2 separate regions of the Homo sapiens genome follow, and region 2 is linked to region 1. A link is an interaction called in ENCODE POLR2A ChIA-PET data of the cell type or tissue named here. Cell type or tissue: MCF 10A. All regions are shown on one strand. Each heading gives the region's core, and the rest is flanking DNA. Links, peaks and the distances in the headings are about the cores only. Region 1 holds the start of STEEP1 (STING1 ER exit protein 1). Region 2 has its middle 14 kb from the start of SEPTIN6.

What was found. ChIA-PET counts read pairs that join two places held together with the same protein. Peaks named below come from ENCODE experiments on the same cell type or tissue, not always from the same donor. Only the 100,000 strongest peaks of a DNase experiment are listed, where the experiment ranks them.
Region 2: POLR2A ChIA-PET joins it to region 1 with 5 read pairs; 14 of 35 experiments call an interaction of 5 or more read pairs at or near these places.

Annotation. Positions count from the first base shown.
Region 1 is chrX:119,562,929-119,568,307 of GRCh38, forward strand. It overlaps STEEP1 (STING1 ER exit protein 1), which reads right to left and starts at 2,481. Exons shown (of 7, transcript NM_022101.4): 1 at 2,304-2,481. The coding sequence starts at 2,427. In MCF 10A, for the core only: no CTCF peak of the experiment used is centred there; a DNase peak (open chromatin) is centred at 2,523.
Region 2 is chrX:119,704,325-119,709,703 of GRCh38, forward strand. No RefSeq gene overlaps it. Among named protein-coding and RNA genes, the nearest start is that of SEPTIN6, 14 kb to the left of the region's middle. In MCF 10A, for the core only: no CTCF peak of the experiment used is centred there; no DNase peak of the experiment used is centred there.

The DNA of each region.
Region 1 (5,379 bases), core at 303-5,302:
TTGGGGCAGAAGAAATACCAATTAAAAAGGCACTGGGGGGCAGGAACACTTTTGACATGATGGAGAAAAAGCAAAAAGGCCACTGTGGCTGAAGTGCGATGAGCAAGAGGAAGACTGTTAGGGAATGAAGCCTGAGAGGTAGCCACAGGCCTGATCAAGGGTCTTGGTATGGATGGACTTTGGTTTTATTCTCAGTGTTATATGAAACCATTGGTTTTGAACAGGACTCTGGCTACTATGTGGAAAAGAGTGGAAGCAACGAGAGCAAGAGACTATTGTGCCAATCCAGGTGAAAGATGGTAGTAGCTTGGACTACAGTGTTAGAAGTGGAGGTGGTAGGCCGGCCGTGGTGGCTCATGCCTGTAATCCCAGCACTTTGGGAGGCCTAGGTGGGTGGATCACTTGAGGTCAGGAGTTCAAGACCAGTCTGGCCAACATGGTGAAACCCCATCTCTACTAAAAATACAAAATTAGCCGGGCGTGGTGGCACATGCCTGTAATCCCAGCTACTAGGGAGGTTGAGGCAGGAGAATCGCTTGAACCTGGGAGGTGGAAGTTGCAGTGAGCCGAGATCGCACCACTGCACTCCAGCCTGGGCAAGAAGAGCGAAACTCCATCTCAAAAAAAAAAAGAAAAAAAAAAAAACTAGCCGGGCCTGGTGGCGCACACTACTTGGGAGGCTGAGGCAGGAGAATCGCTTGAACCTGGGAGGCGGAAGTTGCAGTGAGCTGAGACCGCGCCACAGCACTCCAGCCTGGGTGACAGAGTGAGACTCCCTCTGTCTCAAAAAGAAAAAGGAATGGAGGTGGTAAGAAGCAGTCAGATCCTGCATACATTTTCACGAAAGCACCTGCAGGATTTCCTGATGGACTGGACAGATGTAAGGTACGTGACAGACAGAAGTCAAGACTGATTCCAGGTTTTGGTCTGAGATACTGGATGAATAGTTGTACTACTGACTGCAATAGGGATGACTATAAGAGGAGCAATTGGAGAGGGGGTGTAGAGGGTCATGAACTCAATTTTCAGCACGATATATTTGAGAGGCCCATTAGACATTCAAGTGGAGATGTTGAATAGGCAATTGGAGTCTCAGGAGAGGTGCAGGTTAAAGATGAACATCTGGGAGTTACCAGCATGTCAGTTGTATTTAAAGCTTGGGAATGAATGAGATCACCTAGGGGGTGGGTACAGAGTGAGAACAGGTGAGAGTACTGAGCTATAGGGCCTTGGAATGCCTAAAAGTCTGAGAGAGAAAAGGGAGCCAGACAAGGGGAAAAATCTAAGGCTGGGCGCGGTGGCTCACGCCTGTAATCCCAGCACCTTGGGAGGCCGAGGCGGGTGGATCACGAGGTCAGGAGTTCGAGACCAGCCTGGCCAACGTAGTGAAACCCCCGTCTCTACTAAAAACACAAAAATTAGCCGGGCATGGTGGCGGGCGCCTGTAATCCCAGCTACTCGGGAGGCTGAGGCAGGAGAATCACTTGAATCCGGGAGGCAGAGCTTGCAGTGAGCCGAGATTGCACCACTGCACTCCAGCCTGGGCAGCAGAGTGAGACTCCATCTGAAAAAAAAGGGGGGGGGGAAATACGAGGTAGGAGGAAAATCAAGTGAGTATGGAGTCTTGGAAGCAAATAAAAAACATGTTGCAAAAGGAATGAAATGATTACCTCTGTCAAATGCCACTGACAGAATTAAAATGAACATTGATAACTGACCACTAGAACTGTTAACATGGAGCCAAATACGGTTAAGATGATGAGGTGGGAAGGAAAGCCTACCTGAAGTGAGGTCAGGAGAGAATTAGAAGTCAGGATGCAGAGACAGCCAATATAGGCAACTCTTTTGAGAAGCTTTGCTATAAAAGAAGCAACGAAATGGGGTTATAGCTGGAGGGGAATACAGGATCGAGGGAGGGTTTTATTTTCGTTTGCTGTGAGGTAAGAGCAACTGCAGCATCTTGGTATCCAGCAGAAAAGTTATAAAGCTTCTAGAGGCAGTAGTTTTTGAAGACAGTGGATTAAGAGGGAAATACAATATGTTTGTGTTTCTATTTTTGTTCTCCTGAAGGAGTTTAGTTTTGAGGAAGGTCTGGATACAGAGTCACAAGGCTAAACAAAAAGCAGGAAAAAAAAAAATGCCCTGGAGTGGGGCGGGGATGCGTAGGGAGGATTTAGTCGGAGAGAGAAAACCCACCAATCTTCGTTGAGAAGTGGCTCCCAGATCACAGCCAGAGGAAATTCGCCTTCAAGAACCCGAAGTCTGGCTCCTTGCAGACGCCCCCGCAGTTCCCGGCTACTCACCCAGCACTAGGACCATCTGGCCGCACAAACAGTAGTAAACATGGAGGGGCTTCTCGCCGTCGTCATATTCCTCCCGGTCCCGAGTGTCAGAGCAGACTACTGACCGAGACACTACTTTCGGCATGATTCCCAAGAGCAATCTGAAAACTCTACGCCAAGAAGAGGGTCGCCCCGAAATGACGTCACGAGTGCGCCTTGCACCTTTTCCTTGTGGCTACGCTGGTCACGTGTTAGCAGAAGTCTTATAAACTTCCGGGCTGTCCTATCAGGCTAAGATATACGGGGGTGCGCCTGGAGCCTCCCAGAACCTACTTTGTCTTGGCCAAGTTAGCTGGGACTCCTGTGATCTGGGAGTCACTTCTCAATGAAGATTGGTGGGCTTTCTCACAACACCCTTAATATTATATAAATTCTTTACATTTCTATAACGCATGCATTTATATGTATATATACACATATGTATATATAAGACCAGCTAAATAAAGGACTATGCATTATATAGTTTATATTATATATATATATATATATATATGATACTGATTTGGGTGTGTTTCTAAATATGATTGTGATTTTAATGACTATTCCAGATGAGTACATAATTTTTTAGGTATCTTATTTTTTAGTTGATATAATTCACGTAACATAAAATTCACCCTTTTAAAATGTGTAATTGGGTGTTTTTTAGTGTATTCACAAAGTTGTGTAACCATCACCACTAATTCCAGAACATTTCCATCATCTCAAAAAGAAATCTTATACCCATTAGTAGTCACCACGACCCGCACATCCCCCACCTTCCCAGCCCACGGCAACCACTAATCTACTTTTTATCTCTATGGATTTGCCTATTCTGGACATTTCATATAAATGGAATCCTACAATATGTGGCCATTTGTCTGGCTTCTTTCATTTACCATAATGTTTTCAAGGTTCATCCATGTTACAGTACTTCTTTCCTTTTTATGGTTGAATAATATTTCATCATATGGATATATCACATTTTGTTCATTCATCAATTGGCAGACAACGGGGATGTTTTCACTTTTTGGTTATTATATAGATAATGCTGCTATGAACATTCATGTACAAGAATACTTCCACCGCAAATTTGTGTGGGAATATAAATCTGGATTTTTAACTTTTGACAGCACGAGAAGTGATTAAAGCACCTTGACACTGTTTGTGATTCAAACAATGTGGGATGTCATTGAATGACTTTACTGCAGTACAGGTTTCAGGTATAAACACTGTTTTGCCTTGTAATTTTAGGTTAAATTCATTAAGGAACATTACTAAGTCTATGGCAAAAGCCATTTTTTAAAACTATTCATGTTCAATAATAGTGGTCAAGGGTGGGGTTCTTCTCATTTAGAAAATTTTCTAAAATTTTGAATTCAAATTCAAATTCAAATTTTCTAAAATCTTGAACTCCTGACCTCGTGATCCACCCACCTTGGTCTCCCAAAGTGCTGGGATTACAGGTGTGAGCCACCGCGCCCAGCTGAACTTCACTGTTGACACTACTGTCAAGAATAACACAAGACAGATTCAAGTTTGTTTGTTTGTTTGTTGCAAAGTACCTGCTGTTTAATAATACAATTAATAACTACAGGATTTTAAACAACTTACATTTTGACAAGTATTGTACATTTGTCTAAACCTTTTCTGCTCCATACATATTTGTAATACATCTTAGCAAATTATGCTTTAGACTGAATTGAATTAGTGTTTTCCTGACTTCTTTGAAATACTCTCATCTGCAGTTGTTCCACACAAGACCATACACCCAGGCCAATTTTTTTTTTTTTTTTTTTTTTTGAGACAGAGTCTGGCTCTGTCACCCAGGCTGGCTGGAGTGCAGTGGCACAATCTTGGCTCACTGCAACCTCCACCGCCCAGGTTCAATCAACTCTCCTGCCTCAGCCTCCTGAGTAACTGGGATTACAGGCACATGCCACCATGCCTGGCTAATTTTTTTTTTTTTTTTTTTTTTTGTATTTTTAGTAGAGGCAGGGTTTCACCATGTTGGTCAGGCTGATCTCAAACTCCTCACCTCAAGTGATCTGCCCACATCGGCCTCCCAAAGTGCTGAGATTACAGGCGTGAGCCACCACGCCCGGTCCAATTCTTCAGTCACTTTAAAGTCAACATTGACTCCTTGAGTAAAAAACAACAACTGAGTAATATTGGTAAACATTCATCAGGAGCCAAGGAAAACCACTTGAAATCATTTGCTTTGTTTTTGTTTTTGTTTTTGAGACAGGGTCTTGCTCTGTCACCCAGGCTGGAGTGCAGTGGCATGATCACAGCTCACTGCAGCCTCAAACTCCTGGGCTCAAGTGATCCTCCCACCTTAGCCTCCCTAGTAGCTGGGACCACACATGCACACCACCACATCGGCTATTTTTTTTTTAATTTTTTTGTAGAGACAAGGTCTTGCTGTGTTGCCCAGGGTAGTCTTGAACTGTTGGGCTCAAGCAATCCTTCTGCTGCAGGCTTTCAAAGTGCTGAGATTACAGGTGTGAGCCACCGTGCCTTGCCCTTTTTTGTTTGTTTGTTTTTGTTTTGATGTTGATTTCAATGTCCTCAACTCTTAGAGCCACTGTTCTTGCTGAAAGGTGAATAGTCTTCACAAGTTTTATTTTTCTTGAGCCTATTTCTTTGACTTCTGCAGCCAAACACAATTTAGCTCAGTATCAGTAAATGACTTTCCTTGGTTGGCTAACAAAGGAGCCACTCAGAAACTTACTTTGACTATAGGCTTATTTTTATTTTTTCCTTTTTGGGGGGGGCGGGGGATGGAGTCTCGCTCTCTCGCCCAGGCTGGAGGGCGGTGGCGTGATCTCGGCTCACTGCAACCTCCACCTCCCAGGTTCAAGCAATTCTCCTGCCTCAGCCCCCTGAGTAGCTGGGATTACAGGCATGCGCCACCACACTCAGCTACTTTTTGTATTTTTGGTAGAGATGGGGTTTTCTTTTTTTTTTTTTCTTTTTTTTTTTTTTTGAGACGGAGTCTCGCTCTGTCGCCCAGGCTGGAGTGCAGTGGTGCGATCTCGGCTCACTGCAAGCTCCGCCT
Region 2 (5,379 bases), core at 255-5,254, 140 kb after region 1:
AGTCCTAGACTAAGTGCTGGAGATTAACAGTGAGCAAAAGCAGACTTGGTCCCTGACTTCATGGAGCTTACAGTCTAATAGGGAAGACAGATAGCAAACAATATCACACACATTAATGAAAAAATAAAACTGCAATAAGAGCACCTAGGAGATACTCATGGTGCCCTGAGAGCCTATAATGGTGGTGGGGTGGGATGGGGACAGATTTGACTTAGTCTAGCAGTCTAGTATGTCCATCTATGAGGCTTCATGGAGGAAGTGACGTTTGAATTCAGATCAGAAGATTAAATGGGTGTGAGCAAGGTAAAGGGAGGATGGGAGTAGGAAGAGCATTCCAAGCAAAGGAAAGAGCATGTATGAAAACTCTATGCAAGAAACAGAGGGTGGGAGTGGTGACACACACCTGTAATCCTAGCACTTTGGGAGGCCAAGGCAGGAGGATTGCTTGGGGCCAGGAGTTTGAGACCAGCCTGAGCAACATAGTGAGACCTCATCTCTAAAAAAAAAAAAAAAAAAAAAGGTTAAAAAATTAGCCAGGCATAGTAGCACATACCTGTAGTCCCAGCTACTTGGGAGGCTGAAGTGGAAGGATTGCTTGAGTCTGGAGGTGGAGGCTGCAGTGAGCTGTGATTGCACCATTGCACTCTGGCCTGGGCGACAGAGCGAAACCCTATCTCAAAAAAAAAAAAAAAGAAAGAAAGAGAGAAAGAAACAAAAAGAAAAGAAAGCTGATGTGGCTGAAGTGCACAGGGACCAGAGCAGGATGAAATGAGACTGAAGAGGTGAGCATAGAGCAAGATCACACAGGCCCCTAGACCAACATTAAGGGGGATATTTTTATCCAACAATATAAAAAGCAAACAGGAAGCAACAGGAAGCCACTGAGAGTCTTAAGACAGGAGAGTGACATAATCAGATCCATGTTCTGAAAAGTTCCCTTGTCTTCAGTGTGGACAGTGTATTGAAAGGCAAAAAGAGTGGAGGCAGGAAGGTCAGTTAGGAGGCTATTGCAGTGGTCCAGCTGAGAGATCATGCGGGCTTGTACTAGGGTGTTGGAAGTGGAAATGGAGAAAAGAAAACTTCTTTGGGAGATATTTAGGAGGGAAAGACAACCCAGACTTGGTGATGGGAGGTGGAGGATGAGGAAGACAGAGATGCCAAGGACAACTTTGAGGTTTCTGGCTTATGTGGTGGTACATTTTGTTGAGATGGGGAGCACTGGAGAACCTCTGATTTGGGGAGGAAGGAGAAAGTCTTTGGCACCAGTTTGGGACATGTTGAGTTTGAGAAGCTTTTGAGGCATTGAAGGGGAAGATGTCGAGTACGCAATTACAGCTCAGAGGAGAGATAAAAGTATAGGAGTCATTGGTTTGCAGGTGGTATTTAAACCCATGGGAATAGATGAAATGACCTAGAGGACTCAAGACTAATCCCTGGAAAACCTCAACATTAAGAGATGGAAAATAGGAGGAAGAACCTGAAAAGGAGAAGCCAGAGAGGATGGAGGAAAATGCAGACCACCACATGCCACTGAAACCCAAGGACAAGAGGATTTCAAGAAGGTAATGGTCAACAAAACTGAATCCTGGCTGGGCGCATTGGCTCATGCCTGTGATCCCAGCACTTTGGGAGGCCAAGGCAGGAGGATCACTTGAGCCCAGGAGTTTGAAACCGGCCTGGGCAACATAGAAAGACCCCATCTCTTTAAAAAAAAAAAAAAAGAGCTGAATATTGCCAACTGCCAAAAGGTCAAGGGAGATAAGGGAAAACTGTCCATAGAATTTAGGGTTCATGGAGCTCATTGAGCTAATCAAGAGCTGTTTTGGGAGTGTGATGGTGGCAAAAAAAAAAGGCTCAAGTATGCTGAAGAATGATTGGGAAATGAGCAAATGGATTCAGCAAGTACTATATAGCCAATTTGAAAAAACAACATGGCTGTAAAGGAAAACAGAGATGGTATGGTAGCTGGAGAAGGATGTAGAGGTCAGAGTTTCTTTAAAGATGGCAGGCTGGGCGTGGTGGCTTACGCCTGTAATCCCAGCACATTGAGAGGCCAAGGCAGGCAGATCACTTGAGGTCAGAAGTTCGAGACCAGCCTAGCCAACCTGGTGAAACCCCATCTCTACTAAAACCACAAAAAGTAGCCAGGCATGGTTGTGGGCACCTGTAATTCCAGCTACTTGGGAGGCTGAGGCAGGAGAATTGCTTGAAACCAGGAGGCAGAGGTTGCAGTGATCCAAGATCACGCCATAGCACTCCAGCCTGAGTGACAGAGTGAGACTCTGTTTCAAAAAATAGACAATAATAATAATAAAAGAAAGATGGCAGAAAAGACATGAGAATGTTAAATGTTGTTGGAAAGGATTCCGGTGAAAGGTAGTGATTGAATACACAGAGTACTGGGCTGGTAAATGTTTAGTAATTGGCTTTCCAAGAAAAAAACAAACAACAACCCTGCTGTGCATCATTTGCCGATTTCCATGGTGTAAAATACTCTCACTATGACTGATTTCAGGCTATCTATGTGACGTTTCAAGCCCCGCAAGCAGGCTGTAGCACACTGCTGACAGGAGAAAGAAGAATTGAAATTCGTAGTTATCAGCCAATTGTATCTTCTCTTTTATAAATTTCCTGTACATGTCCTTAGCTCACTTTTATATTGAAACACTTATCTTTCTCTTGGGAATTCACAGAGGTCTTTGTGTACATATGAATATTAATCCTTTCTCATTTACTTATGGTGGATTTTTGTATAAGAGTTTTAAAATATTTATGCAGTCAAATCTATCAATACTTCCCTTTATGATATTTGCCCTTAGTGTTCTTCATTTTATTGTAAATTACTAAATTGTCACTCTGCTTTGATGAATGTGAATTTGGCTAGCATGAATTATCTTTCGGAAGCTGAGGTGTTTTAAATTGCAAAGACGAGGAACAAACTGTAGATCTTAGTATATTCACCAAGGTATTAGCATCCTGTGTGGTCTTTCGGTGGCCAGGTAACACTCCTAATTTCATCTTTTTTTTGGGATGGAATCTCTCTCTGTCTCCCAGGCTGGAGTGCAGTAGCACGATCTCGGCTCAGTGCAACCTCTGCCTCCCAGGTTCAAGTGATTCTCCTGCCTCAGCCTCCTGATCAGCTGGAATTACAGGCGAGTGCCACCATGCCCGGCTAATTTTTGTATTTTTAGTAGAGACAGGGTTTCATCATGTTGGCCAGGCTGGTCTCGAACTCCTGACCTCGTGATCTGACTGCCTCGGCCTCCCAAAGTGCTGGGATTGCAGGCTTGAGCCACCGCGCCCAGCCAATTTCATCTTTACAACTAAGTATTTAAAATATCATAATAGGACAGAAAACACTTGCAAAGGGCCTGCTCCCTTCTTTTTACATTTCTTTTCTTTTCTTTTGGAGACGGGCTGGAGTGCAGTGGCTCAATCATGGCTGACTGCAGCCTCAACCTCCTGGGCTCAGCTGGTCCTCCCACCTCAGCCTCCCAAGTAGCGGGGACCACAGGCATACGCCACCATGCCTGGCTACGTTTTTTTGTTTATTTTTTGTAAAGACAGTATCTCTATGTTGCCCAGGCTGGTCTCGAACTCCTGGCCTCAAGTGATCCACCCACCTCCACCTCCCAAAGTGCTGGGATTACAGGTGTGAGACACTGCACCCAGCACCTCCCTTTTTTTTTTTTTTTTTTTTTTTTTGAGACAGGGTCTCGCTCTGTCTCCCAGGCTGTAGTGCAGTGGAGCAATGATCACAGCTCACTGTAGCCTTGACCTCCTGGGTTCAAATGATCCTCCCACTTCAGCCTCTCCAGTATCTGAGACTACAGGCTCACGCCACTATGCCCAGCTAGTTTTTTGTGTAGACAGGGGTCTCCCTATGTTGCCCAGGCTGGTGTCTAACTCCTGGCCTCAAGCAATCCTCTCACCTTGGCCTCCCAAAGTGCTGGGATTTCAGGTATGAGCCACCACTCCCCGCCCTTCTTTTTAAATTTCTACTCCAGTGATTTGAATGTGTGTTTCAATCACCTGGACAGATATTTTCCCTGCCATGGCAAATACACATTCAGGGACCTTTAGGAAGCTGGTGACAAGGTTTTATCATTACCTGCCAAGAGAGACCTCAAAAGATAATCAGTCATGGTATTTTACTCCTGTTAGAAATAATCAAGATAAAATTGTAACCCCTGACTTTGGCACATATTTTCTGTAACTCAATTGGTCAATATTAAATAACTTTATAAAATAGATTCAGTCACCTGAGGGCATATTGACTTGCAGCTAATTCAACGAAGCAGACTCATGGAGAAGTCATGTTACTTAAAATCAGACATTCCACAGTGTCAGCCTTCAGCTGAGAGACCAAGTCAAGGATACAGTCAGGGTTTAAAGGGGTGAATAAACTGGTGGAATACATTCATTCATTCATTTATTCAATAGAGATTTATAGAACATTTTGTGTGTGCTGAGACCTGTACATGACATTGGGAAACAGTGGTGAACAAGTGCATTATGGAATGTACAGTCTGGGTGGGAGTTGGGGGATGAAAAGTCACATAGGTTATTATAATACAGAGTGGTGAAGAAAAGAATGGGGTCCTCAGGATGGGTACCCAATTGAGACTCAGGTAATTAAGGAAGGCTTTACAGATGCGTTGATACCTAAGTTGATGCCTGAATGGCAGTAGGAAGTGGCTGGGTAAAATAGGCAAAGGAAATTATCAAATTATCAGAATGAGGTCTAAGAACAAAACACTGGTAACCAGAAATGGGTTGGGAAATGCCAGATGTCAACAAAAGCACAGGGGTGGATTCCAATAGTGTGAATCTATTATCTTGAACTGGAGTCAAAACTGAGGGTGAGTAGGGATGTGTATGTGGGGGAGGAAGGGGTAGTTCTTTCTGCGGAGACATGGGGCATGGGGGTTTTGAAGACATCTCTAAAGCAAGGCAGAAATTTCTTGGCTTAAGTGTGGATAAGATCTTGTCAGAAAGGATAAAACACCCCTCATCTAAGCTCGCTTTTTTTTTTTTTTTTTTTTTTGAAACAAAATCTTGCTTTGTCGCCCAGGCTGGAGTGCAATGGTGTGAACTCAGCTCACTGCAACCTCTGTCTCCCGCGTTCAAGTGATTCTCCTGTCTCAGCCTCCTGAGTAGCTGGGATTACAGGTGCACACCACCATGCCTGGCTAACTTTTCTATTTTTAGTAGAGACGGGGTTTCACCATGTTGGTCAGGCTGGTTTTGAACTCCTGACCTCGTGATCCGCCAGCCTCAGTCTCCCAAAGTGCTGGGATTACAGGCGTGAGCCACCATGCCTGGCCTAAGCTTGCTTTTGAATGATAAGCACCACCCCAACTTCTCAAAGGGGTCCTT